Regions from separate parts of the Homo sapiens genome. Here all the other regions are linked to region 1. Evidence: chromatin loops called from intact Hi-C (ENCODE). Cell type or tissue: K562. All regions are shown on one strand. Links, peaks and the distances in the headings refer to the core of each region. The heading gives the core; the rest is flanking DNA. Region 1 overlaps OSBPL9 (oxysterol binding protein like 9). Region 2 overlaps EPS15 (epidermal growth factor receptor pathway substrate 15). Region 3 has its middle 11 kb from the start of TTC39A.

Region 1 (9,924 bases), core at 2,642-7,641:
GTATGTTGAATAACTTGTAGAACCAAACTCAAGGAAGCATCTAGCACTTTTCACACTGTTAAACCTGGAAACCAAAACCAAAACCACTCTTGAAGAAGTGGGAGATCAGCCCCTTTTGTTCATCCTCAGATTTTTTTCCCGGGTAGGATTTTTCCTGTGTAATGATGAATAATTACCCTGTGATTTAAAAAATTCGAATTAGTAAAAGTACTGATGCTATTACTTTGATCTTTACTATTTAACAGCATGGGCAGTTGCCTTTGAATTTTGAAAGAAAAAAAATAGCTCTCTTACTTGAAGCTCTTGGGAAAAGGCTGATAAGCAATTTGAATAATGAAATTGAAATATTTTGGCTGACTTCTGTATTTCCTGAGCTGTGTCACCTCTTCTTCATTTAAAAAATAGTACCTGTTTGTTGTTGTTCGTATTTTTATGTTGGAATTTTGAAACAACCAAAATTCCAAAATTTTTCTGTTTGGAAATACGTAAAACTAGCAACAGACTTTGAGAAAGTGAGAAGCTCTTCTTATGTATATTAATTTTTGTAAAAATTACTTCCAGAAGATAATCTTCTGAAAACTATTTCAGTTGAAGGTATTTCAAAAATCTAACACTTTAGAGTAGATTTAAAGAAAAATTTAAAATTAAATTCCTGTGATTTATATCTTATTTGATTTTTCATCCTAACTTCATTTTCTCCACTTTTCTTTCCCTTACTTCTCTTGTTAATACAAAAAAGAAATAAAGGAATAAGATAAAATGTTTGCTCTCCTAAGTAAATCTCAGATCTTTTGTTTGCAGTTCCCACTCAAACTTTTCTTCTTAGATACAGTTTCACTTGTGTGATCACCTGGAATATTTGCATGCTACTTAATCATTTGCAATTCTTGATCAATTTTTTTTTTATTCCAATAAGAAAAAGCTGCTTTTCTCTCTTACTTTTTCTGTTGGGTAATAAAAAGAATATGAAGTTATTTACTAATAAGGTGAGCTACCTTTGGAATTTCCAAAATAAGCATTACCTTTTAGGGGTTAAACTTTTTGTGTTATCTTTTTAAAATACCTTTGTGAATATGATGACTAAATGTGGCAAACTGATGTGCTTTTTTTCACAACTATTGAACCATACATATAGGAATGGGCAAAAAATCCGTAAGTGACTCTGGATTCTTTTTTTTTTTTTTTTGAGACAAGGTCTCACTCTGTTTACCCAGGCTGTAATGCAATGGCACAAACACAACTCACTGCAGCCTCGACCTCCTCAGATTAAGTGATCCTGCCCCAGCCTGTCGTGTAGCTGAGACCACAGGCACATGCCACCATGCCCAGCTAATTTATTTATCTATTTTTTTAAGAGATGGGGCTCTCACTTTGTTGCACAGGCTGGTCTTGAACTCCTGGCCTCAAGCAGTCCTCCCAACTGGTCCTCCCAAAGTGCTGGAATTACAGGCATGAGCCATTGTGCCTAGCCTGGATTCATTTTTATTGCTGTCTTCAATTTCTTCCAGAACTGTGGCCCTGGCTTTCAGATTGCCATCAGTGTCTTAATAAACTTTAGTCTTCACCAGACATCTGTAGATTAGTATAAATTGCCTGACTGACAGCCCTTAAATGCTCAGTAAGTTAAATTGATCTTAATACTCCATTTGTCGATTGGTTTGATACTTTTTTGTTCTTGCTTTACTAGTAGATAAGGTACCAGATGATCATCTCAGAGATTAGATGGCAGGCTTCTTTGTCTGGGTCTTCATTAATTTCCATTTCTTTAGTTAGACTATTTAGGAATAGAAAAATGTTCTTCTGAATCTTTTCATTTTCTGCATTCTTCTCATCGTAGTCCTCTATTTTTATCTCCACCTCTGAGCCCCTGACTTAGGTGGAAAAGAGGAGAGGAATTTGGATGGTGTGTGTATTTTCCATGTGATTGCCAAAAAATATTGAATGATAGGAATGTGATATCCTGCAATATTTTAATGTTTATGTGGTCTTAATATTCTTTTCATTTTGCATTCCCAGTGGCTCACTGCTGCATTTTTAGGTATCTGGATCTGCAGTGTAAAATAAGAGTCCCGGCATCCCATTGTAATCATATCTGTTGTTGGACTTGCAACTCCACAACTCATATAATCAAAAGGGCCCCCTTCCTAGTATTAATGATAATCTTTAATTATAGAATGAGGACATAGCTTTTTGTTTCATTTATTTAAAAGGCTGTGTCCTCATTTTATATCATGATTTGCCATTTTCTGTGTGGAGTTTAAATGTTGATTTTCTTTATAAATACTGTAGCGACTTTTACAAACTTAACCAAACTCTTTTTTGATTTTAGAAAAGTCTGCTTTGACTCCATCTCCCTAGTTTCTTCTCTTTCACCAATATTTTTCTCTAAAACCCTTTTAACTTCCTAGGCAGTGGCCATTCACCACCGAGTAGCAGTCTCACTTCTCCAAGCCACGTGAACTTGTCTCCAAATACAGTCCCAGAGTTCTCTTACTCCAGCAGTGAAGATGAATTTTATGATGCTGATGAATTCCATCAAAGTGGCTCATCCCCAAAGCGCTTAATAGAGTGAGTAGATGAACAGAATATGTATTTAAATGATTCTCCTGATTTTTAAAAATCTAATTTGATTTTGAGACTAGTGTTAATGACAGACTTGCCTCATCAGTTATTATTTGGGAAAATTAAAAGGGCAACCTTTTTAATAGAAGTTTTTTTATTGATGTATAATAGTTGTATGGACAACTTGTTTTTGGTTGGCTTATTGAGCAAAGCCAGTTCTGTGAGAGTTTTGATTTTAGTCCTAAGTTAATCCAAGTGGAATAAATAGCATCACCTATAGTAATGTGCCAGCGTTATTAGTTGAACCCTGGCCGTTTCTACAGTACCAACATTAGGAGAGGGTCCAATGAGAGTGAATAAGCTATGAAGCATTATACAAATAAGAGGTTTCTATTACTTTTTTCTTTTTTTAATTAGAGTGGAAATATTCAACACCTATCAGCCAGGCACTGTGCTAGGTTGATATCAAGGTTACAAAGATCCAGGCCCTGCCCACAGGGAACTTTTGGGGGAATAGGCAGACATTTATAATCTAATGAAATACGTGGTATGGTATCTTAGTCCCTTTAAGCTGCCATAACAAAATACAGTAATCTAGGTAGCTTATAAACAACAGAAATTTATTTCCTACAGTGTTATGGAGCAAAAGGGGCTTGCTGCCCAATGTGCTAGAAGCCATTACTAAGTCCCAGGTTTTTGAGGAAAGAAAAGCTTTTTATTGCAAGTCTACTTACAGGGAAATGGAAGTCCACCTCAAATCTGTCTCTCTGCACTGGCTTTAAGGCACTAATTTTATTTAAAAACGTTTAGGGAGGCCAAGTGTGGTGGCTCACGCCTGTAATCCCAGCACTTTGGGAGGCTGAGGCTGGCAGATCATGAGGTCAGGAGTTCGAGACCAGCCTGACCAACATGGTGAAACCATCTCTACTAAAAATACCAAAAAAAAAAAAAAATTAGCCAGGCATGGTGGTACATGCCTATAAATTCCAGCTACTCAGGAGGCTGAGGCAGGAGAATCACTTGAACCTGGGAGGCGGAGGTTGCAGTGAGCTGAGATCACACCACTGCACTCTAGCCTGGGCAACAGAGCAAGACTCTGTTTCCAAACAAACAACAACAACAAAAACAGTTTAGGGAGCCAGGTGTGGTGGCTTATGCCCCTAATCTCAGCAATCTGGGAGGCTGAGGTGGGAGGATCAGTTGAGCCCAGGAGTTTGAGACCAGCTTGGGCAACATGGTAAAACCCTGTCTCTAAAAAAATACAAAAATTAGCTGAGTGTGGTGGCACACGCCTGTCGTCCTAGCTACTCGGGAGGCTAAGATGGGAGAATCTCTTGAACACAGGAGGTGTAGGTTGCAGTGAGCCGAGATTGGGCTGCTGTACTCCAGCCTGGGTGACAAGAGTGAGACTCTGTCTTAAAAAAAAAAAAAAAAGAAGTAGAATTACTGATTTACTTTCATTTTACTTGTGTTTGTTGTAGATGTATTAATAGCTTAGTTTTTGTTGGGAATTACTTCTAATTCTGCTTTCTCAGGGGACTGTTACTATACTGTTACTATAGCTAGGGTTTTTGCTTTTTAACACAGTACAAATTTGGAAATAATTAAATGTAAATTTGCAAGCCAATTACCTTCAGCCAGTCCTATGTGGTCTAGGTGAATATATATAGTTAAGACGTGGAAGGGAGGTTTAAATCTACAACTAAAGAAGGCCAGTGTAGCAGAAAGGGCTTAGTTTAGCATATTGGTTTCTTTTTTTCATTTTGAATGTTAAAACATAAACTATTGAGAAACCATTGTTAGCAGTTTGCCAATAGAAATTTAATTTTGGAAAAAAAGTTTTTATAATAATGGGGTTAAAAGAAAATAAGCATTTGGAAGAAAATTCGAAAATGAAAGGTTATTATTAATTTTTGAAGGGTTCAGTCATTATTTTATTTAAAAGAGAATTAAAGACCGTCTTTTTTTTTTTTTTTTTTTTTTTTTTTGAGACACAGTCTTTGTCGCCCAGGCTGGAGTGCAGTGGCGCCATCTTGGCTCACTGCAAGCTCCGCCTCCCGGGTTCACGCCATTTTCCTGCCTCAGCCTCCCGAGTAGCTGGGACTACAGGCGCCCGCCACCACGCCTGGCTAGTTTTTTGTATTTTTAGTAGAGACGGGGTTTCACCGTGTTAGCCAGGATGGTCTCGATCTCCTGACCTCATGATCAGCCCGCCTCGGCCTCCCAAAGTGCTGGGATTACAGGCATGAGCCACCGCGCCCAGCCTTTTTTGAGACGGAGTTTTGCTCTTGTTGCCCAGGCTGGAGTGCAATGGTGCAATCTCGGCCTCCTGGGTTCAAGCAATTCTCCTGCCTCAGCCTCCTGAATAGCTGGGATTACAGGTGCCCACCACCATGCCCAGCTAATTTTTGTACTTTTAGTAGAGGAGGGGTTTTGCCATGTTGGCCAGGCTGGTGTCGAACTCCTGACCTCAGGCTGTCCGCCTGCCTCGGCCTCCCAAAGTGCTGGGATCACAGGCATGAGCCACTGCACCTGGCCTAAAGACAATACATTAGCTATTGTTCTAAAAAAGTGCAATTGAATGTCACTTGCTAGTAAATCACTCATGTATCCATCCTTTAAAAGCATATGACTGTATTCAGTAAAAGCTTGATAATATGTGGTTAGCTCTTGGTAACATCACTGATAGACACTCTCTGGCTCCGTTTTGAGGGATTCTCCCAAAATTTCTATGAAATCGAAACATTTAAAACACCTGTTGTACCTGTAATAGGCAGGTCTACAAAGTCATGCACAGGCTCATGGGCTTCTTCTATTCCTGCTGTTAAGGTTCCTTCTATGCTCTCCCAGTACCCTGTCCCATAATAAACACACAGTTCATGAACATCTCTTTGAAAGGGTCCAGAGTTAAGTTTTTATGTCCAACTAACCCACTCTGTGTTCCTTTTCTCCCTCAATTTCACTCTTCCTTGTTTGTATATTCTAATCTAGAAGCCCAAACCAGTAAGGACTGCAGATGTTTTATTTGGGCAGCACAGTGTTCTGTTGACTTGTTTTTTGTTTTGTTTTAACAAGGCTTTAGATTCTTTCAGGTTGGGTATGCTGACTCCCCAGTTCCATATATATCTTATGTCTTGGTCCTATCCACATATTCTCTGCCTGGCATCTGTAGCTATTTGAGCTTGTGACACCTGCTGGTCATCAGCTGCTACTGCTGATTTTCTAACTGAGGTCAAATTTCTTTTTACTATTTTTTGTTTTTCTCTTTCTGAAGGAAGAGAACTTGAAAGCTTAAGTCCTTTCACTGTTCTTTTTCTAAAGACCTATACTAATGATAGCTTCTGTGTAACTATGGCACTGAGCACTGTAGTTTACACATTTATAAATTAGATAAAAGTACATGTTGGAAAGAACTTGTACTTTGGAGCCAGACGTGTTTGAAATGGCTCCACTACTCACCAGCTGTATGACTTCAGACCAGTCATTGAACCTCCGAGCGTCTGTGTATTATGAGCGTCATTGTGTTTTCCTTAGGGTTGTAATGTAGATATAGACATACCGTGTATGGTGCATACAAGGTACTCGATAAATTATTATTATAATTCATAGCTTTAAATTGTTTTTGCATACTTTATGATTTTATGCCTAAATTCTAGACAACTTAGCCCATTGCAGATAAAACTTTCCTGTATACATAGGTGTTGTTTTTAACTGTTTTCTTTATATCATTTGTTCTGAACAAGGTAAATTATGAAATGGCTGAAAATTTATCCCATTTTTTTTCAATTTACAGTCTTACTGAGTATTTCACTTGGCTCAGACATGGTTTCTAATCATGGGTAAGGAGAAAAAACACAGCATAAATAGGACCTTTGAAATTACATCTAAAATAAGATTCATATGTTATAGGATTTGGGGTTTTTAGGTCAATTGATTTAAAAGATTGACTCTATTTTGAGATACATCACAGAGGCACAAAGCATTTTAAAGGTAACTTTCATGCTTTTTTTTGAGACAGAGGGTCTCACTCTATCACTCAGGCTAGAGTGCAGTGGCACGAACACAGCTCACTATAGCCTCAACCTCATGGGCTCAAGTGATCCTCCCACCTCAGCCGCCCCAGTAGCTGGAACCACAGGCACACACCACCATGCCCAGCTAATTTTTTTTTTTTTTTTGAGACAGAATCTCACTCTGTCGCCCAAACTGGAGCTGGAGTGCAGAGGTGCGATGTCGGCTTATTGCAACCTCCACCTCCCAGGTTCAAACGATTCTCATGTCTCAGTCTCCAAAGTAGCTGGGACTACAGGCGCATGCCACCACGCTCGGCTAACTTTTTGTATTTTTAGTAGAGATGGGGCTTCACCATGTTAACCAGGCTGGTCTTGAACTCCTCACCTCAAGTGATCTGCCCACCTTGGCTTTACAAAGTGCTGGGATTACAAGCCTGAGCCACCATGCCCAGCCTAATTTTTTATTTTTTGTAGAGATGGGGTCTCACCATGTTACCCAGGCTAGACTCAAACTCCTGGGCTCAAGTGATCCTCTTGCCTTGGCCTCCCAAAGTGTTGGAATTACAGGCGTGAGCCATCATGCCTGGCCCCAGTTCTGTCATTTAATGATCATTTGATTTCTCTTACCTGTATCTTTTAGACATATTTTCCATTGCCTCTCAAAACTGGTGAGGTGGACATTAGTTATAATACCTTGTGATATATACTACTAAATAATCAAAGAAGTAATACTTAGTTACTCAAGAAATTTTGAAAAATAGGTAAGTAACCAGGGCAAACTAGAATAACATAATATATTCTAATTTTAGAATATCCTAATATTCTAGTGTTCTAATACAGGCAGAGCCCAGAGGATTTTTACAGCAGTGAAACTATTCTGTATGATACAATGGTGGATACATGTTGTCATATATTTATCAAAACCGATAGAACAGGCAACTCCAAGAGTGAACCCTAATATAAACTGTAGACTTTGAGTGATAATGATGTGTCAATGTAGGCTCATTGGTTGTAAGAAATATACCTCTCTGGTATGGGATGTTGATCATGAGGGAGGTTTGCAGGTGTGGAGACAGGGAATGTATGCATGCTGTCTATATTTTCTGTTCAGTTTTGCCATGAACCTAAAACTGCTCTAAAAATAAAGTTTATTAATTTAAAAAAATTAAAAGAAGTTAAGTAACAAGGGCAAATTATGATTAGATTAGAATACATGTTTTCGCACGTGTAGAGTTGTAATAAGACTCATGTGTACTGTTTTATAAATATCTAAAGCGTGAGAAATTTGATTTCAATTTTTACATTTAATAAGTAAATTGTGTGCCTTTTTTATTTTTCCTTTATTTATATACAAATACCAACTGGGTGTGGTGGCTCACACCTGTAAACCCAGTGACTTGGGTGGCTGAGGTGGGAGGATCACTTGAGGCCAGGAGTTCGAGTCCATCCTGGGCAACATAAGGAGACCTTGTCTCTTAAGAAAAATATAAATATACGTGCGTGTGCGCGCACACACACACACTTCCATCGGTAAATTATGATCACAGGTATGATAATCTATTAATAATAGAATAATCTTTCTTTAGACCTGTTAACTGGCTCATAAAAGCCAGTTAGCATGAATTTACTTGCATAAATAAGATGTTTTTTTATTTTATAATTTCAAGTACAGTTTTTTAATGATTAGGAAGAGTGTTAATACCAATGTGGGCTTTTATTAAAGGATCTCAAACATAAAGACAAGACATGTTTCTGAGACTTGCCGTTTCTGGAATTGTTGCCAAGAATTGTGACATATTTAGATTTATACCCAGTAACAAAATCATAAAAGGAACTCTAGTTTTAAACTTAAATGCAGAGGCAAAGATCTCACTAATTTTTGATGACTTCTAGGTCTTGACTATCAACATGGCTTTGTTGAGCACATCCTGTGCATAAAGGATAAGACAAGAGACCTTGTCATCAAGAGAATTCTAAAGCATATATATGCATGCATGTAACCAGCTAACTGTACGAGTCTAGCTTACTATGATTCTAAATTGCTTTCTTTAGCTTAAATAAGGTAATTAATGTTTTTATAGTTCTTCTGGATCTGCCTCAGTCCTGACACACAGCAGCTCGGGAAATAGTCTAAAACGCCCAGATACCACAGAATCACTTAATTCTTCCTTGTCCAATGGAACAAGTGATGCTGGTAAGTGACCTTTGATAATTTAACTTTTTTTTCTTTAAAAATATTTGTGGCCAGATGTGGTGGCTCATGCCGTAATCCCAGCACTTTGGGAGACCGAGGTGGGCAGATCACTTGAGGTCCGGAGTTCAAGACCAGCCTGACCAACATGGTGAAACCCCATCTCTACTAAAAAAATACAAAAAATTAGCTGGGCATGGTGGTGCGTGCCTGTAATCCCAGCTGCCAAGGAGGCTGATTCAGGAGAATTGCTTGAACCTGGAAGATGGAGGTTTACAGTGAGCCAAGATCGTGCCATTGCACTCCAGCCTGGGCGAAAGAATGAGACTCCATCTCAAACAAACAAACAAACAAAATTGTAATTCTAGTATCAGGACAGATTGGCCCAATTTAGCACCATTCTAATAAGATCTGCTTTATTTTAGACCTGTTTGATTCACATGATGACAGAGATGATGATGCGGAGGCAGGGTCTGTGGAGGAGCACAAGAGCGTTATCATGCATCTCTTGTCGCAGGTTAGACTTGGAATGGATCTTACTAAGGTAAGACCAAATTTGCTGTAAGTCTGTGTGGGTATGTATGGATTCTCAGTGATTGCGTGGTGAGTGTGCCTGCAAATGTAGTAAAATGACATAATTTCTTTTTATACCTGTGTCTTCTTGTGATTTAATATAGATGTAGATAAGTAAACAAAATTTTATAAATGATGAAATAAGTCAAGCTAGGATAATTTCATAGAGAACAGTGTGTATGAGTTGTATGGATTAAGATTTGGTAGAGTTCTAATCTTAGGGTCAGAGGATCTGTGTTTTCGTCCTACCTCTAATATTAGCAAACCACGCACGGTCTTCAGTGAGTTTCTTCTGTTTCTTCCTCTGTGGACTTCAGGGTTCTCTATGCAAATTGGACACATAGTAACCTGTTTCAGAGGGTTATTGTAAGGATTGGAAGAGGTAGTAAATGTAAAATTGTGACATATTTGTGACCTCTGTCTCCCAGGTTCAAGCGATTCTCCTGCCTCAGCCTCCTTGGTAGCTGGGACTACAGGCACGCAAAATGACACATATTGAGTCATGCAAAATTACCATAGTCTGGATTTGAATTTGAATTTAAACTTGGAGCTCTCAACAGAATGCATGCTTGAATTAGGAGACTG
Region 2 (9,924 bases), core at 1,634-6,633, 320 kb before region 1:
TTCATCCAAATTGAATCTGTAATTCGACATAGTATTGTTCCTTTGAAATTAATACATTCAGGTTTCCTTTTAAGCTTTCTTACCTTTTGTAAACTGGCCCTGTCTGATGGTGGAATCATTTCAGGAGTAAGAACGTGAGGAGGATCAATGCCCTTGATTAACTTCTGACTGATTAAGTGAAAAGCCAAGGCAAACTGATCCTTTGAAAGCTTCCCACAGTCCTTTGTGTCGCATAATGACCTGCACAAATAAACAAAATGAATGGTATGTAAGTGCCACAACTGCAAAAAGTCCAGAGAAAAAGTACCACTATGCAGCTTTTTTAAAATAATGAGGTGAATTTAAAAAGACAGTCACACCAACTTGCAGGTTATTAAAAACTCACTCAACTGTTCGAAGAGGTAGATCAGCTAAGATGGTAAAAAGAGAATGTTCACCCTGGTGCTGAGCAGGAGCCTCTAATCTGGGTTTACACTTTGTGTTTTCTTACCAATTTTCAGAACCACTATACAGTAAAAGTTGTGGTGGGCCAAAGAATCCTAACATTCCTTACACCCAACATTTTTAACATTAAAAGATATTAAAGATAAAATCTAAGTCTCAACAAATTTGATTCACTGGTGGCATTAGAAGGATTCTAAAACAAGCACAATTTTGATATTGCTATGCCTCCTGCAACTCTTGGAGTAGGAGGATACAAGGATCACCAAGCCAAAGCAGAATAAACAGCTGCAAATGGAAATCACATGTGAGGAAAAGGCAGCAATCTGGAAAGCTTTACACAATCACTTGAAGAGAAACTGCAAAGGTTTTACTCTACTTTCTTTTTCTGTAATTAAAAAAAAAAAAAGCTCAGCTTTCTGAAATCCTGATCTGTTTAATGCACTGAAGGCCAGTAGGGCCTGATGAAAAGACTACATAAGTAAAAAGACTACATGTCACATAGATCTTAAATTCCAGCTTTTCTACTTATTTCTTCTTATAACCTTGGCTAAGTTTTTTAACCTCTCCAAATCTTAGTTTCCTCATCTATAAAGTGGAGATGATAACACCCATCTTGCGAAATTACTATGAGAATTAAAGACAGGATATATAAAAAGCTTAGGCATAACATTAAGCCCGTGACAACTGCCATTTATTGAGTATAGTGCCTACCCTAGGCACTCAATAGTGGCAGCTACTACTAGTTATGCATATTTAATCTTTCCCAGTCTTGGGTTCTTGTTTCTTTTAAGGCAGATCTACTTACTGTCTGCCTCCCTTCTTTTCTAAGTTTCTCTTTACAACCATGTGGCCCCACTTGTGACGTTTCTGCCTCTTGAAAACCTGAAGATAACCTCTGGTATCGTTAGGTGGATTGGCGGCAGACAAACTATAAAGCATTTTCATATACATTATCTCATTTTCTGTGAAATTCATTAAAGACACTAGGGTTTGCCTTTTCAAGGACCAAGTATGTTATTCCTATGTGAAGGTATGAAAGTATACATATACACTATAAAATTATGCAGGTATGCCTTGAAGATACTGTTTTTTACATTGTTTAAATTTCAGATATCTGGATTCTCTCTGAAAATTTTAAGTTTAATTGATATAAACAGAAGCTGGATTTTAACATTCTAATAACAATTAACTGACACTGTCATTCTTTTTTTTTTTTTTTTTGAGATGGAGTTTCATTCTTGTTGCCCAGGCTGGAGTGCAATGGCGTGATCTCAGCTCACTGCAACCTCCACCTCCCAGGTTCAAGCAATTCTCCTGCCTCACCCTCCCGAGTAGCTGGAACTACAGGCGCACACCACCATGTCTGGCTAATTTTTTGTGTTTTTAGTAGAGACAGCTTTTCACCATGTTGGCCAAGCTGGTCTCAAACTCCCGACCTCAGGTGATCCACCCACCTCGGCCTCCCAAAGTGCTGGGATTACAGGCGTGAGCCACCATGCCCAGCGGATGCTGTCAATCTTATAAAGCTTCAGGTAACCCATTCTCAAGCTTTTGTCCATTAGCCAGAAGAATTCTTCAGATTCTGATTTTCTCTATAAAAAATTCTGAAACAAAAACTGTCCTATTTACAAATGACTAAAAATCAAAATGCAGAAACTGGAATTGATACAAAACCATATTTTTAAAAAATCAATTCAAATAAAGTCTTACCATATATGGGCTAGTAAGGTAGAAGGTAAACCTGTTTTCAAGAATATTTCACGGACCTCCAATCCAGACACAAATCCGTCCATATCTTTATCAGTTTTCAGGAAGATTTCATCATATTTAGCTTTTTCTGCAGGGGATACAACCCACTACAGGGAGGAAAAAAAACAGTATTTCTGCCAAAATGAAACAAACTTTGAAGTGTCACTCTTTCAATCCATTACAATATCCATCACAAATTCTGAACAATTCTACCCTACTAACTCAGAGCAACAATGTATCACTTCCATATGACATCTCAATCAAAATGCTGTGGGGAAGAGAAAATAACAGAAGAAAATACAGGTCAGTTAGGACTTATCCATAGGTGCACATTTTTACTTTTTTTTAAGAAATGAGTAAATTCAAACATAGTTAACTCTTGACTAATGCCCACATTAATATAGGTAACTGAAAGTCTGTATAAACAAAATACTCAGATAATTCTCAATCTTTATTTTTTATAGTTTGACCCAGCAGTGTTAACCATAGCCAAACTGGCTGATTTGCATATCCTGTCATTATCTTCCTTTACTCAATCTGACAAGAGGCAGGCTGGGGGCAGAAAAAAAAAAGCCTTGGACAACCCAGAATTCAATAATTTGATCCCAAAGAATCAAGAGTTAACTAGGTATTAAACAAAAATAAAAACAACTATTAATTATGCCAGGGCAAACATGCCATGTTAGCATGGAGCATCTTCCATTTCTAACTTTAATTCCAGGGAGATCAAAATAAAACCAATAAAACATCCATATGACCCAAGGCCTAATGTAGAAGGAATATCTGTCTTCTCTGGAGTATCACATTATGCAGGTTCAACGAGATGGTGCTCTAAAATTTTTATCCTTTTAATTGCTCTATCTTTGTCAAATAGTAAACTGTTAAATGCCATGTACTTTGTTAAAAAAAAATCCTTTAACACTGATAAATCTATACCTGTCTTAATGGTGCTTTGGTAGGTAAAATGCCTACAGATGGTAAGGAGTGGTAAGATTCCTTGGCTGATGCTGAAGAGGGGATCAACCGCACAGAGCCTGATATACTGACCGTTTTTCTCTTAGATGGTGGCACCAAGGCTGGAGGCAAGGACATTGGCACAGGTTCTTTCTCCAGTGCACAGTATACCAAAAACATGGCCTTCAAAATAAATGAACCAGGGTCATATATATTAAAAGCACTTAACATCCACCCACTGAATTGATTATTGTTCAATGATAAATCATCGTCAGGCTCTCAAATCCTTTTTTAAGAAATTGGGCTGGGAGGGAAAGAAGAGGAAAATGAGGGAGGGATGAAAGGAGGGAGAAAAAGAAAGAAATAAAAACTAAGAAATTTTTAGGAAGATATCCTTAGTAAAAATTTAGAGACGTACCCTTCAACTAAAGTTCTTGCAATGTCAAAGGCAAACAACAATTTGAGAAGACAACATATGCAAAGAAAGAAGTACTCTCCCTAATATATAGAGCTCCTAAAAATTAACAGAAAAAAAAGTCCAATAGAAAAATGGAAAAAGAGTTTGAAGAGATATTTTACAGACAAGCAAATCCCTTAAATGGTCCATTCTTTAACATAAAAAAAATGCCCAATCTCAGATGAAAACTGTAAGTTAAAACTATACTGAAATACCATTTTCTACCTAATTGGCAAAAACTCAAAGTTTCATAATATACTTTGTTAGCTAAACTGTGGGGAAATTTTTACACTGCTGGTGGGAGCTGAGCGGTAGCATGCTACCCCAAAACATTCCACTTTGGCATAAGGATTATTTTGAACTGAAAGCAACTGAGAAGTAGTAGCATCAAAAAAATAAATAAATAAATAAAAGCTCTCTGCCCTCCTTCTATATGCCTAAAAGCAGGATATAAATTTACAAAGGTATCCCTCTTGCCCTCTCTACAAGGAAGGATAACAGTTCCTGCCCAAAATGAATTCAGACCCTTATCAGCCTAGAGGTGTCGCCAGAAGAATTACATAACAAACTTAATGCTGCTGGTGGGAATGTAAAGTAGTTCAGCCATTGTAGAAAAGTCTGGTGATTTCTCAAAGAACTCAAAGCAGAATTATCAATGACTCAGCAATCCTATTACTGGGTATATACCCAAAGGAATATAAATTGTTTATCATAAAGACATATGCACACATATGTTCATCACAGCACTATTCACAATAGCAAAGACATGGAATCAACCTAAATGCCCATCAATGGTAGACTGGATTAAAAAAATGTGGTACATATACACCATGGAATACTACACAGCCACAAAAAACAACAAGATCATGTCCTTTGCAGCAAAATGGATACAGCTGGAGGCCATTATCCTAAGCAAACTAACACAGGAACAGAAAAACAAATACCATATGTTCTTGCTTCTAAGTGGGAGCTAAACATGGAGTAAATGGGGTCACAAAGAAGGAAACAACAGACATGGGGCCAATGTGAGGGTGGAGGGAAGAAGAGGTTCAAAAAACTACCTATCATTTATTAAATGAATGACAAAATAATCTGCACACCAAACCCCGTGACATGCAATTTACCTATATAACAAACCTGTACATGTACCCCTGAACCTAAAATAAGAGTTAAAAAAATTCATTGTTCTTTGTTAAAGATGCTATATTAGGCTAAGTTTCTTTTGCAGTAAAGGAAGAGTTTAATTGATGCAAAACTGGCCACACCACACGGAAGACAGAGTTATTACTCAAATCAATCTCCCCAAGAATTTGGGGGCTAGGGTTTTTCAGACAGTTTGGGGAAGGGGTGGGGGTGGCTAGGCAATGGGTGCTTGCTGCTGACTGGCTGAGGGTGCAATCTTGGGGTACGGGAAATTGTCCTCCTGTGCATTGAATGGCTTCTGGGTGGGACCACAGGAACAAGTCCAGGAGGAAGCCATGGTTGCAAAAAACTCCAAGTGCAGGGCAGCTTGATTCCAGGGTGTGGAAAAGGCATAAGGGAGGCTCCACTGAAGATTCAGTAGGAAAATTACATGGCCTCGCTGTGAGTGCCTGGCCCGTGGCTGGATGTCAGATGCTGCTCTTCTTCTCTTTCTTACTGGATCACTCAAGAGATGGCCAAGGAGGTATTCCTAATAGCTCAGAATTTGGAGAGGATGTGTTCTGGTATTTTTGGGCTTCAGCTAGCTGTGGTGAAGGATTGGGCACAACGTGGGACATAAGGCTCCCAACTGCTACCCTGCAGGAGCCAGGGCACTCCTGGGCAGCTCCTAGGATGGAAAGGCCACACTGGGGGGGGCTGTATTTTAGTCCGTTTTTGTATTGCTATAAATAAATACCTAAGGCTGGGTAATTTATAAAGAAAACAGGCTTAACTGGCTCACAGTTCTGCAGGGTGTACCAAGATGGCTCCAGCATCTGCCTCTCATGAGGCCTCAGGGAGCATCCAATCATGGCAGAAGGCAAAGGGGGTGCAGACGTGTCACATGGCAAGAGCAGGAGCAAGAGCAAACCTGAGTTGTAAGCCACCTATTTGACAGTTACTCCTTTCCTGAGTTTCTTCCATGTATATATGAAATATACATGTTAATAAACTTCTGTTTTTCTCTTATCTTTTGTTACAGGGTTCTCAGCCAAGAACTTAAAAGGGTATAGGAAAAATTATTTTTCTTCCCCTAACATGCTCAAATTGGTACCACCCCTATGAAGGGCAAACTGGCAACATCTACCAAATTGCAAATGTGTTTCCCCTTCGGCTCTGCAATCCCACATCTGGGAATCTATCCATATGAAATGCTGTATGAAAAAGATTAATTGCAGCACCGTTTGTATCAGCACCCAAATGCCCATCTACAAAACCTGGTTTAAAAAATTATGGTATACTCTACACTGGGAAGTTAAGGTAAAAAAATTATTTTTAAAAATGGTATATCCATATAATGAAATACTATAAAGCATTAAAAAAATCACAAAGAACATTGTGTGTCTTAACTGTGGTGGTGCCTTCAGGCATATAATTGCCAAAACTCATCAAATTATATACTTAAATTGGATGCAGTTTGTTGTGGATAGCCTTGAATAATGCTAACCAGGAAAAAAAGAATCATGGAGCTCTCATAGTGAAAAGGTATCCAAGATAAACTGTTAACTATGAAAAAGTATAGTGTTGAACAGTGTGTTTAGTGGGTTATCTTTTGTGGTAAGGAGGAAATAATTAGTTATATTTGTTTATATTTGCATTAAGAAATTCTAAGATAGGCTGGGCGTGGTGGCTCACGCCTGTAATCCTAGCACTTTGGGAGGCTGAGGTGGGTGGATCACCTGAGGTCAGGAGTTCGAAACCAGCCTGGCCAACATGGTAAAACTCCATCTCTACTAAAAATACAAAAAAATTAGCCAGGCGTGGTGGCGCATGCCTGTAATCCCAGCTACTTGGGAGGCTGGGGCAGGAGAATTGATTGACCTTGGGAGGTGGAGACTGCAATGACCTGAGATTGTGCCACTGCACTCCAGCCTGGGAAACAGAGAGAGACTCCATCTCAAAAAAAAAAAAAAAAAAGAAAGAAAGAAAGAAAAGAAAAAAAAAGAAATTCTAAGATAAATAAGAAATTAAGAAAATTAGGCATAGAATAGGGATAAATGGAGCAATTGAGAGCAGGGGTGGAAATGAGATTTTTTTCACTGTATATCTTCTTATATTGATTCTTGAACCATGACAAGTATTTTTAATACATAAAGCACTTGCACAAAATGGGAAAAATTTGCATACAGACTGTCCCAGAATATATTCTCTTCATTTTAAAGCATTCAAGGTACCTTCAACACTTTCAGAGCATGAAAGTTTTCCATAACTATCTTTTAGCATATGAAATCACTCAAACTAACTTGGAACCTCTAGAAAGAGTCCAGCAACCACGAAAAGAAAGCTTGCATGTTTCTTAAATTTTTATTTCTTTTTTTTTGGTTGGTTTGTTTTTTGCCCAGCACAGTGACGCAATCTTGGCTCACTACAACCTCCGTCTCCTGGGCTCAAGCCTTCCTCCCACCTCAGTCTCCCAAGTAGCTGGGTCTACAGGTAAACGCCACCAAACCCAGCTAATTTTTTTTTTTTTAAAGAGATGAGGATTAGCCATGTTGCCCAGGCTGGTTGGTCTCCAACTTCTGAGCTCAAGCGATCCACCCACCCCAGCCTCCCAAAATGCTGGGATTACAGGTGTGAGCCACTGAGCCCAGTCTCTTGTTAAATTTTTTCTTCCAGAGAAAATTTGCATATAATCATATATTAAGTTTTGTGGGGCTTTCACATATATTTATATATTTATTTAATTTGTTTATTTTATTTAATAATTTATTGACAAAGGCTCACTCTGTTGCCCAGGCTGGAATGCAGTGGCGAGAACACAGCTTGCTGCAGCCTCAACCTCCCAGGCTCAAGTGAGTCTCTCACCTCAGCTTCCCAAGTAGCTGTGACTACATGCGTACGTCACCATGCCTGGCTAATTTTTTTATGTTTTGCAGAGATGGGGGTCTCACTACGTTGCTCAGGTTGGTATCAAACTTCTGGGATCAAGTAAGCCACCACACCCAACCCCTCAATTTATTTATTGAGCACTCAATGCAACAACATTCATCACTGATTTCCAGGATTACCAATCTCATTTTACAAATGAACACACTGAAGCTAAGATGCTAAGTAACTTGCCCAATATAATATTTTTAAGAAGTGATACAGTGGGGTTCAAACCAACATCTTCTGGCTACAAAGCTCTTGTTTTTTCCAAATTTGATCAGCTTTATTAGCAGCACATATGTAATCTTACAATACCACGCTGTCCTTTACAAGCGATAAAACTAAACCTTAACCCATTGGTACCCAAATTTTAGCAGGCATCAGAATTACCTGGACAGCATGATAAAGCACAGATTTCTGGCCCCTGCACTCAGAATTTTCTAACCAGCAAGGTTGGGCCTGAGAATTTGCATTTTTAACAAGTTCCCGAATGATGCTGATGCTGTTTGTCCAGGAACCACACTTAACCAAGAATTCTCCTCTCCTTTTTCACTAGCCAACCTAGAAGAATTCAATTTCAGTTTTAGAAACACACAAACTTTTTATTTCCAAAAGCCTGAAACTCCAGAAAGAAAACAATCTGACTAACATACACTTCCAACCAAATTCACAATATATGTACTGTGAAATTGTCAGAATGGCACTGAGCTAAGAGAAGTGCCTAGTGTACACATTAACAGTCAGCACTTCTCTTGCTGCAGATGGGAGTCATTTCCTGGAAAAGTGGACACTAGAAGCGAAAAAGCAACGTTAGCCATCTGCTGCCAATAGACAACACATTTTTATGAAAGTTAAAAATATATATTATTAATTTCATGTTGCCTTGAAAATAGTTTCCCTGGCAAAACTAAAGCCAAAAATTATACCTCCAAATAAAAGAGCAAAAGTGAACAGAATACTTTTAATACTGCTGGGTTGTGATTTTGTTTTCTTATTATATTGTACTTATTCCTATTAAAAGTATGCCACTGAAACAAAAGCAATTAAATCAAATGCATTCACACACACACCAAAAAAAATCTGGTTAGTAACTAGTTGTCAAACTGAAACATACTAGCAAGTGCATTTACACAGAAAGAGACACTTAAGGAAGAAGCATTTAGAATGTCTTTTTATTTCAAAGTAAAAGTATAAAAAATTTTATTAATAAGAATAATAAAAGTATCAAACTCCTGAGACAGGAGGGAAAGAGGGGATTTAATTTTACTGTTGCAATCAGTTACTAACAGCTGTCCACTTTCTCTGATATTTTTTCATTTTCCATGCTTTTAGGCAGTATTTCTCAAATTTTAGTCACCATGAGAATCACCTGGAGGGTTTTTAATTCTTGGCCAAAGCCCAAGACTTTGGTGAAACCCTGTCTCTACTAAAAATACAAAAATTAGCTGGGCGTGGTGGCAGGTGCCTATAAACCCAGCTACTCTGGAGGCTGAGGCAGGAGAATTGTTTGAACCTAGCAGGTGGAGGCTGCAGTGAGTCAAGATCTCACTACTGCACTCCAGTCTGGGCGACAGAGTGAGACTTTGTTTCAAAAAAAAAAAAAAAAAAAAAAAGGGAAAAGATCGTGCTCAGTTTTACGACCCAATAGGAGGAGGAAATATGTAAACAGTTAATTTTAATACAACGTGATACACACTAATACACACAAAAACAGCTCCTCTATACATCTCTAAGTGCCAAAAACTCTTCACATAATGAAGACCCAAACAAATATTACTGACAAAAGCTTAAGCCACTTTCAGTCTAAGAACTTACCTGATAGAAAAATTTAAGGCTTAGTAAGAATGTAAAAACCAATAGATAGATATGCAGACAAACAGCAAAGTAAAAAGGGCATGAGTCTATACTTCCAGAGAATAGAGTAGGAAAAGGGAAAAAGTAACTTTACAGTGGTGAAATCTGGCAAACACTTATCTTAAATAAGTGAAGGTTAACATCAATAGTGATGTCACATGGATATCATGTACCCCCAATATAATGTGATGACAAAAGCATTACGCCTCCGTGTTATTCTTTGCAAAAACTCATTTGTCCAGTCTAGTCACGAGAATAGCATCAGACAAACCTAAGTTGGGAGACATTCTGTGGGATATCTAGCCAGTATTCTTCAAAAATGTCAAGGTCATAAAAAGCAAGGCAAGACTGACAAACTCATATACCAGAGAGACTGAAAACATGACAACTAAATGCAACGTGATACCCTAGATTGG
Region 3 (9,924 bases), core at 3,045-8,044, 430 kb before region 1:
ATGGCACCAACCTCATTAGGTTGTTGCAAGGATTAAATGAGCTACATATCTTCAGGGCAGATGAGCTACCTGACACACTGCTGGTGACAATAGAAATTGGCTCCATCTGCCTGTAATCCCAGCACTTTGAGAGGCCAAGGCGGGAGAATTGCTTGAGGCCAGAAGTTGGAGACCAGCTTCAGCAACATAGTGAAACCCCCGTCTCTACAAAAAATAAAAACTTAGCTGGGCATGGTGGCACACAACCATAGTCTGCTACCGTCTATTATCCACACAGCACCAGGCCCATTTGACACTTAGGCCAGATCACATCACAACTCTGCTCAAAGCCCTGCAAAGGCTCCGCATGTTCCTCAGTGCAAAAACTAGTCTGTCTATGGCTCATGAGGCCCTGCACAACCTGTATGCTCCCATCATCTCCCGACATCATTTCCCTTTATTCCCTCTCTTATTTCAGCCACACCAGCCTCCTTGCTCACCTCCAAATATGCCAGGCACATTCCCACCTCAGGCCCTTTGGACTTGCTATTCCGTCTGCCTGGAATGCTCTTCTCACACGATTCACTACTTCACCTTCTTCGGGTCTCAGCTCAAATATCACCTTCTCCGTGAGGCCTTCCCTGACTATTCTGTTTAATTTTTTTTTTTTTTTTTTTTGAGATGGAGTCTCACTCTGTCACCCAGGCTGGAATGAGTGGCACAGTCTTCGGCCCACTGCAACCTCAGCCTCCCGGGTTCAAGTGGTTCTCCTGCCTCAGCCTCCCAAGTAGCTGAGACTACAGGTGCCCGCCACCATGCCCAGCTAATTTTTGTATTTTTAGTAGAGACTGGATTTCACCATGTTGGCCAGGCTGGTCTTGAACTCCTGACCTCAGATGATCTGCCCGCCTCAGCCTCCCAAAGTGCTGAGATTACAGGCGTGAGCCACCGTGCCCAGCCCCTTTCTATTTAAAATTGAACCCCTGCCTCCATCCTCCCAGTTCTTCTGCCCTGCATTATTTTTCCACAGCGCTTGTTGTCAAGTGACATCTTTTTATTTTGCTTATTCATTTATTCTCCCTCTCCCTATTAAACTAAGTTCCACAGGTAGGGCTTTTGTTTGTTTTGAGTGGGGTCTCACTATATCGCCCAGGCTGGTCTTGAACTCCTGGGCTCAAGTGATCCTCCTGAGTAGCTGAGACTCTAGGGACATGTGGCTGTGCCCAGCTTCAGGAATTTGTTTTTGCATTATTGTTTTGTTCTCTAATGTGCCTAGAACAGTGCCTGGCTCAATAAAAAGCCTTGCTGCCTAAACGAATTTACTTGAATATGGAAAAATATGAAAAAAGCAGAACACAAAATTATCCACCGAATATTAAAAAGAAAACCCTGACATCTATGCATTTTAGGAAGCATGAAGAGATACTGAAGCCATTTCTGGGGGAGGCAGTACAATATACTGCTGGGAATAGGATATTTGACTCTGAATTTTGGCTTCTTCACTATAATCCAGGGCAACACTCTTCACCTCTTTGCGCCTAAGTTTCCTCCTCTATTAAAGTGGAGAAAGCAAGGCTTCCCTGGTCAGAGTTGTGTGGATTACAGATGATGCTGCATGTCACATGCTGGCTGTTGGGGCACAGTCAAAGGCAGGTATCTTGCATTACAGATCACAGAGAAAGGGAAAGAGAACATTCTAGAGGCAGCAGGCAAGTTCAGAAGGTGTTCAGGGGAGAGGAGCTGGGGCTTGGAGGGAGCAGTGGCAAGCAAAGGAGGAGAGAAGGGGAGAAGGGTGACCACCCGAGTGCAGCGCTGTCGAGTGGAGATTTATCTTTTTTTTTTTTTTTTTTTTTTTGAGACAGAGTCTTACTCTGTTGTCCAAGCTGAGCGTAGTGGTACGATCTTGGCTCACTGCAACCTCCACCTCCCAGTTTCAAGTGATTCTCCCGCCTCAGCCTCCCAAGTAGCTGGGATTACAGGCACGCACCACCAAGCCCGGCTAATTTTTGTATTTTTAGTAGAGACAAGGTTTCACCATGTTGTCCAGGCTGGTCTTGAACTCCTGACCTCAAGTGATCCACCCGCCTTGGCCTCCCAAACTGCTGGGATTACAGGTGTGAGCCACTACACCCAGCCTGATTTATCCTCCTTTGAGTGGCCTGTCCTGTGCTCAGGGTCAGCCCTTTGGTACACCTTTCAATCACCCAGATGTAAAGCAATTGCCCACATACTCATTTACTTGGCAGTTTCTTTCAACCTGAGATTTAGCTACTGTATGTATCTGAGGAAGGACGTATCTTAGCTTGAAATGAATTGAGCGGCTGCAGTGCTTCTTCTTGCAGGGTGTGGGGGCTGGTCAGAGCAGACCCTGTAAGAGGGAAGCTAAGGAGTAACACCTGAGGCTGCAGGAGGCAAAACAAATTTCACTCCCATGGGAAGAAAAGGAGCCAAAAGGAACGGGGTGTCTTAGCCCAGTTCCACGTGGATGGGGTCTCTGATGTCCCACCTAGTCCTAATATAATTGTCCTTTTGGCAGGGTGTCATGGGGCAAAGGACCAGCCATTTATAGGGCAGGGGAAGGATTTTACTTGAAAGTGGTAGATTTCCGCACTGCTGATCACCTGGGAAAGACTGATTTATTATTTTATAGCCGATCTTAGCATAAGAAAGGAAGCCTTGGGAATCTTGGGCTAAGAGAAAAATTCCTCTTTTTTCCTGGGAAAGAAGATGTTGGAAGACACATTGGGCCCTCCCAGAAGTGGATGTTCTACAGGAAGGCTCCTTCCAGGATGGCTGAGGGGAGAGGGCCATAACATCATAAAATCATCTGTCCCTCACTCCCTTCTTCCTAAGGTGTTTTTAAAAGTTATAGCCTGGCCAGGCATGGTGGCTCATGCCTATAATCCCAGCACTTTGGGAGGCTGAGGTGGGAGGATCACTTGAGGCCAGGAGTTCAAGACCAGACTGGGCAACATGGTGAAACCCCATCTCTACCAAAATAAATTAATAAATAAATAGAGATGTTATAGCCTGGCCTCAGCCGAGCTGCTGGGGAATTAAGGGAAGGGGCTGTCCCACCCATGGCATGGGGTGATTGCTATAGAGTGACAGTTTGCATCCCCCAACATTCATATGTGGAAATCCTTATGTCTAAGGTGATGGTATTAGGAGGTGGGCCCTTTGGGAGGTGATTAGGCCATGGGTGCAGAGCGGGATTGGTGCCCTTATAAAAGAAGTTCAAGAGAGACTCCTCGCCCCTTCCTCCATGTGAAGACACAGCAAGAAGGCACCATCTATAAGCCAGAAAGCAGGTCCTCATCAGATACTCAATCTGCCTTGATCTTGGACTTCCCATCCTCCCGAACTGTGAGAAATACATTTCTGTTGTTTATAAGCTACCCAGTTTATGCTATTTCATTATAGCAACCTGAATGGGAATGAATTAAGAAAGGTGATCTAGCAAAGTGCCTCAGCGACCATTCCCCCACCAGGCCAGGGTGGTGGTGGCAGTCAGGGAGAGAAGGGCTGTGTTTGGCAAGGCCACAACTCAGGAGAGTGGTGGGTGGCACAGGCCCCGAGAGGGTCCATGAGGGACCTTTCAGTTTTCAGATCTCAGAGCATGAAAAACAGCAGGGGGACTCAGAGGAATGGGCAGGGTGCTCCAAATATATCGTAATTTGGGTATGTCATGAAACTACAGCTTTAAGGCCTGCTCAGTGGTCACATTTGCTAAATGCTGCCCTCCTCCCTCATCACCGCCCCCTTTCTCCTCCCCTCCTCTCCAGCCCATTGGCTGAGTGAGGAGCCTCTTCTTACTTGACCCCACCTCTCAGGGAACAGTGATTGGTTGAAGGAAGCACCAGTCAGAGTAGTCTCCTGAGCTTTTTCAGACTAAAGCTGGTGAAGCCCTTCCTCTTATAATCATCACTCGCGCTGGTATAGCAGCATGCCGTGCAGTGCTTTACATAAACTAACTCATCCGATCCTCACAACAATCCTGGGAGGTGAGTCCTAACATTACCCCCATTTTACAGATGAGGAAACTGAGGCACGAGAAGCTAAACAGCCTGTCCAAAGTCATACTGCTAGAAAGTCTCAGAATCAGGCTTCAAAACCAGCCTAAGGCCGGGTGCGGTAGCTCTTGCCTATAATCCCAACACTTTGGGAGGCCGAGGCTGATGGATCACTTGAGGTCAGGAGTTTGAGACCAGCCTGGCCAACATGGTGAAACCCCCTCTCTACTAAAAATACAAAATTAGCTGGGCGTGGTGGCGCATGACTATAATCCCAGCTACTCGGGAGGCTGAGGCAGGAGAACCTGGAAGGTGGAGGTTGCAGTGAGCCGAGATCGCACCATTGCATTCCAGCCTGGGCGACAAGAGTGAAACTCTGTCTCACAAAAAATAAACCGCCCCCCCACCCCCCGCCCACACACACACCAAAAAAACAAAACCAGCTTATGTGGCCCCAGAGTACTTCTCACTGCTTTGATTTACCATCCCAGGACTTGAGCTTGGAAGCTGCTGACAGCCATGCCTTGTACTGAGTGGAGAAGCAGGTGAGCATTAGGAGAGAATGGAGCTGGCCACAGACAGAAACTGCTTTGAGAGGCAGAAATTTTCAGGAAAGGACAAAGCAACTCAACCTCAGATCACAGATTTGAAGATGTTACAGGAAATGTGGTGTGCTGGCAGAACTGAAGTTGCAACCCAAATCTATTTCTCAATGACCCCCAAAAGGACCTAAATGTTCCAAGTTTGAACCCCTCCATAACTGATAGTGGGACAAAGGTTGCTTGAATGTCTTTCAAGTTCTTGTCACCAGGGATTGAGGATCTGAGGGACCACAATGTGCCTCTCACACTAGAGCCCTCTCCTACCCCTTACAATCACCCTCAGCAACAGGGGGCAGAGTAAAGTCCTGGGATTAAAAGCTTCAACACACACACACACAAAAAAAACCTTGAAATTTTAAATCACAAGTCTGGGAATCACAAATGCTTCAACTTGCAGGATCTGAGAATCACAGAGGTCAAAACTCAGCACTGGCCTCAAGTCCAAATTCATTCCCAAGGAAGAGACCTCAAAGCCACCCAAGGATTCCTGCCACCAAATTAGAAACTCCCAACCTAGAAGCATCTGAGAGCTCCTCCAGCTCAGGCTGAAACCAAGAGCAGGAATTCTGACTACAGCAGTCCTAGCAGGCCTCCAGCCTCCTTGGCTGGGCCTCTCCATTCTTGAGGAGGCCCCTCCCTCCCACAGCAGATCTGCCACTCAATTACTCTCTCTAAAGCAATCTGCCCATCTGCACATCCCCTTTTATTTTTGGTGCTGTCTCCTACCACAAGTGGGGGCTATGGTATGGCTAAGAAGGGCCTGATTTGTAGGCTGAGTAGGGTGCGGTCCCCATTGTAAGATGCATGGGCGTTAGGAACAGTCCCCTTTCCTTTTCCCAGCAGTTCCCAGCTACCCAATCCTGGTGCCTGGAATCCCACCATTGACTCTGAAGCCTTTCAGAATCCCCTCTGCTCAATGCAAATACCCTGGAAGGAAGATTACCTCATAACAGTACCGAGAAAGAAGTGAACACCGAATATGCCCCAGTGACTGTTAGGTCCTTTACAAATGACTTCAATAGATCTTTCCACAGCTCAGAGAGTAGCTATTATTTTACAGCTGAGGAAACTGAGGCTCACACAGATCAAACAATGAATCAATGTCAAAGAGCCAGTAAGTAAGCGGCAGAGCAGGGGTTGAGCACCCCTCCACATCCCCATCCCCCCTGCCAAACTCTTTGCCCTTGGCTATGCTGTGGGACACAGGGTGGTGTGGTGGGCGAGGGGTGAGGGTGGAGCGGTCACAGGGCCTGAGCTGGGAGAATGGAGACCCAGGTTTGAGCCTTGGGTGTGAGACCTTGTGTGGTCAACTGGGAGTAAAGAATTCTCTGGGTATTTGTGCCCAGCAAGTTCCAGCTGAAGCACAAAGGCGCATGTGTGCAGGCTCACAATGCACTTCCTCACACAGGCCCACTGGGGGATGCAGAGGCCTCTGCTTGACCAGAGGCCACCCCTACACCTTCTCCTCAGCCTGTCCATTCACTGCTTCTCATTTCTTCCTTCTTAGCGTCTACCTCCCATTCCCTCCATTCTCCTAACCCATACCCCAGCATCTCTCTCCTGGACCACCACGCCAGCCTCCCCTCTGCTCTCCCTGCACACTGAGAGGTGTGTAACATACATACACGGGAGACCCCGAAGGCTCCCTGGTGCCCACAGGACGATGCACAACTGGATTCTCCCAGGCAGGGAAGGTCCTGGAAGGCAAGAAAGCCATGTGGCCAAGTGATCTCGTGCTCCTCAGAAATCATCCCATGTCCTCATCAAAACTGAAATGCACTCTGAGCCCCATTATGTGCTGTGCTCTGGGAACATGGGGACAAATGAGCCCTGTCTCCTTTCCATAAGTAGTGGAGAAACAGAAAAGGAGGAGGTGACAGTGATCCAGCATTGAAATCGTCTGTCCACAAAAATCCTTTCTCCGTAGGACAGCGTGGTCAGCTTTAAATAAGTAAATGCCCTGCTAAAGCCCTCCAGTGGCTTCCCACCACACAGTGAAACCTAAATTCCTGGTCCTGTTTGTTCTGGCCAGCCTGCTTCCTGGGTCTCAGTGATCTTCCATCACTCTCCCTCCTTTCTTCTCAGACACAGCTCAGGGTTTGATGTGAGCTATCCTGCCTGCAATGCTTCAGCACTGCCAATTTTACTGGGCATAACATTGCCTTATTGTATGCCTCGCCCAGCATCTATTTCTGATGTTTACTTGTCTACTTGTTTATGTCTCTCTTACTAGAACCTGGTTGCCAAGAGCAGGACCTGTATATCTGAAGTAACACCATACCTGCAGTGCCTAGTACAGTGCTGGCCCAGCACACAAGTGCTCAACAATGTGTGCTGAAAGGCTGAATGAGAGTCACCAAAGGGTGGTGGAGAGCCATGGAAGGGTTTTATTTTCTTTAATGTTTTTTCCTTTATTTATATAGAGATAGGGTCTTGCTATGTGGCCCAGGCTGCTCTCAAACTCCTGGGCTCAAGCGATCCTCCCGCTGGGATTACAGGCATGAGCCACCACGCCTAGCCTATGGAAGGGTGTTAAAGCAGAAAATGGCTTGGTCTGGTTTGTGCTTTAGAAAGGATGTGTGGAAAGGGAGAGACAGGAGGAGCTGGGGAAGGGGGCCTGATGCAATAGTCCAATGAGAATAAACAGCTTTGAGAGAAGTTGGGAGGTAAAATCAACAGGACTTGTAGACGGGGGTGGGAGAAAGGTAGGGAGGTGTCAGGGATGACTCCCAGGTTTCGGGCTTGGGCAACTGGGTGGATGACCATTCACTGACACGGGGACACCGGAGGAGGAACAAGTTTGGGGCTTGCCAAGTTTGAGGTGTTCATAGGACAGTCAGATGGAGGTGTTGGGAGGACAGTTGGATTGCCCTTTCCCTGGCACAGCAGGGTGAACTTTAAAGATGTAAATATGAAGGGAAGGGCTGAACCTCAGAAGATGTAAATATGCGGGGAGGGCTGAACCTCAGAAGAGAGGTCAGGGCTGTGGTCCCCTCTCACAGGAACACAACTGGGGCGCACTAACTTATCCCGGAGGTAGGGTCAGCTAGGGAGGTGGCTGACACACCCTGGAGGGCTCGCCTTGGAGGAGCTGGGGTGCACATAATTCACCCTGGACTGGGACTGGAACCCAGGACTTCCCCCACCTGCTCCTCGGATGTGGACAACCCCTCAAGCACACAGAGCCCTGGCTTCATCTGTCCGGGCACACAGCGTGCCCACACTTGGCTCATGCAGACCTGAGGAGAACCAGGTGAGAGGATGGAGGGTTGAGCGCAGACGCCGCTGCCCAAACCTGACCGCCAGCCCCACCTGAGGTCCTTCTCACCGAGCTGACTTCGCAGATAGCCCGCGTCTTGCGACACTGAGCGGCGCTCAGGTGGGACCGCGTCTACCCTCCCCAGTTCCCGCCCTGCTGGGGGCGAGGACAGAGAGCAGGGGGCGCGCGGCGCTGCCCCTCTCGGGCCTCCGGCCGACCCCCACGCCCAGCAGCCACACACCCTTTCCCCAGCTGTGCCTCTCAGCTGTTTCCCCGACGTCGGCTGGGTCCTCCGGCGGCCCCTTGGTCCCGTCCGCGCCTTCCGCCGAGTCCCCACCCCTGCCCGGTACCTGCGGTCGCTTTTCCCGGAGGCCGCCTCCTTCCAGGTGGTCAGAAAGGCCATGGGCGCGGGCCGGGCTCGGACGGGGCCGCGGGCGGCCCCTCGCGGCGGCGGCGGCGGCCGTGGAGGCTACAGTGGCAGCACCTGGACGGGGCGGGCAGGGCGGGACCCGTGGCTCCTCCCCGCCCTGGACCTGCGCCTCCCTGCCCCAAAGTGGAAGGGCTTAAGTGTCCCTAGAGCGGGCCTGAGGTCCCTGGGCAAGCCCACTCCCACCCAGAACCAGAAAGGACCCCAAACACTCTGAAACCCCTCATTGGGCACCGGGAGAAACGGAGCTCCAGGCTTTGTCCAAGGTCACAAGGGGGCCAGCGGCCGGTCCCACTCGGTCCAGAGCCCAGCCTCCAAACTGACGGGCCACACGATGGCCTTACCAGGGTCCCTGCGGGACATAGCAGCACCACCAACCCTGTTCCCTCCTCCCTACATACAGAGCCAGCTTTGCTAGGGCCTCGCCGGAATGGGGTCAGAAGCTCGGGACCGAGTCAAATGCTGGGCACAGAGCACCAGCAGCAGGGGGCTGATGGGCAGGGAAGTGGAGAGCAGCTGTCTGGGCCTGAGGGTGGAGGCTGCAGGCCAGGCCAGGCCCTGGAGTGACCCACTTCACCGACTTATGAGTCCAGTACCCCGTGGCAGGTCGGGGGACAGAGGAGAATGAGCCACCGCCCCATCTCCAGTGTAAACTTTCTTTGAAGCCCCACATTTCATCTTAGGCTGCGTACATTTTTGGTTTTTATTTTAAATTACCACCACCAAGCAGAATCAGCTCTGGAGCAAGGGGATCCCCTGGCGTGCAGTCCAGGGGCTTTTATGGGAGGCCCAACTAAGGACAAGGAGCAGGGGAGCACCGTGAGGAGGCATTTGAGAAGGCCTGCTCCAGCTCCAGTGTGAAGAATGGATTCAGGGACCCCTGGAGATTTAGCTCATCAGAGAAGGTGGGGGTTGAACACAGGGCAGGGGCAGGGTGGCTAAGGCCCATTTTTGTTTCCTTTTGGGCTGGGTCTGTATCCTAGGTACTTGTGCAATACAAATTTCGTGTCCAATAAGTGGTGACTGGTTTTCACATGTCAGGTGTTCTCTCATGTGTCAAGCCCTGAGCCAGGCAGTTTACACCAATTCTTATTTATCTGCATCTTGTTACATACTCACTCATCCCCATTTTACAGTTGATGAAACAGGTTCAGAGGGGTGAACGACCTTTCCTGAAACCAAGTTGTGAAGTCAGGTCTTACACCCAGGCTTCTCTGCCCAATCTGGTGCTTTCCTCCCACCCTGCCTATGGACCATGGGTGGGCTGAGCACGGAGTGGGAGGCCCTGGGCAAAGCTGCCCAGAGGGCAGAGGCTCTAAGGACCATCTGGGCAATTTCTCTCACTCTTCCCTGGTAGGCAGCAGAGAACATATGACCTTTCACTCATATCATGGTCTTTGCAGATCAACAAGGGCCGGGGAATACTGCTTATCTGATCACAAAGCTAGAGCTTCTAAATCTGGAAAATCCAGTTACAGTATGCCCAGGGACCCAAACCCCTTAGTCCAGAGCCTTGTCCAGCTTGGCCAGCACTGAGCACTTAGCCAACTTTCTCCTGGGTTCGCAGGCAAGAAGAGCCACAGGACCTCAGAAGCCTGACCTTCTATGGGCCCAGAGCCCAGTTTACTAAGAGGATTAATCTCA

Evidence for each region. Hi-C counts contacts between places; a loop is a spot of excess contacts. Peaks named below come from ENCODE experiments on the same cell type or tissue, not always from the same donor. Only the 100,000 strongest peaks of a DNase experiment are listed, where the experiment ranks them.
Region 2: a loop joins it to region 1, with 2.6 times the contacts of the local background. A loop is called at or near these places in 4 of 110 quality-filtered maps.
Region 3: a loop joins it to region 1, with 2.5 times the contacts of the local background. A loop is called at or near these places in 5 of 110 quality-filtered maps.

The regions. Positions count from the first base shown.
Region 1 is chr1:51,763,414-51,773,337 of GRCh38, forward strand. OSBPL9 (oxysterol binding protein like 9) reads left to right here. Exons shown (of 24, transcript NM_024586.6): 12 at 2,409-2,568; 13 at 8,657-8,769; 14 at 9,192-9,310. Among named protein-coding and RNA genes, the nearest start is that of MIR761, 68 kb to the right of the region's middle. In K562, for the core only: a CTCF peak has its summit at 5,757 (motif pointing left); a DNase peak (open chromatin) is centred at 5,728.
Region 2 is chr1:51,444,806-51,454,729 of GRCh38, forward strand. It overlaps EPS15 (epidermal growth factor receptor pathway substrate 15), which reads right to left. Exons shown (of 25, transcript NM_001981.3): 9 at 3,241-3,330; 10 at 2,155-2,300; 11 at 84-240. Among named protein-coding and RNA genes, the nearest start is that of EPS15-AS1, 69 kb to the right of the region's middle. In K562, for the core only: a CTCF peak has its summit at 4,164; no DNase peak of the experiment used is centred there.
Region 3 is chr1:51,336,788-51,346,711 of GRCh38, forward strand. It overlaps a transcript of TTC39A not described here. Among named protein-coding and RNA genes, the nearest start is that of TTC39A, 11 kb to the left of the region's middle. RefSeq lists enhancers at 5,158-5,207, 5,258-5,317, 5,678-5,757 and a silencer at 8,049-8,478. In K562, for the core only: a CTCF peak has its summit at 5,334; DNase peaks (open chromatin) are centred at 3,794 and 5,304; H3K4me3 peaks cover 178 bases; H3K27me3 peaks cover 671 bases.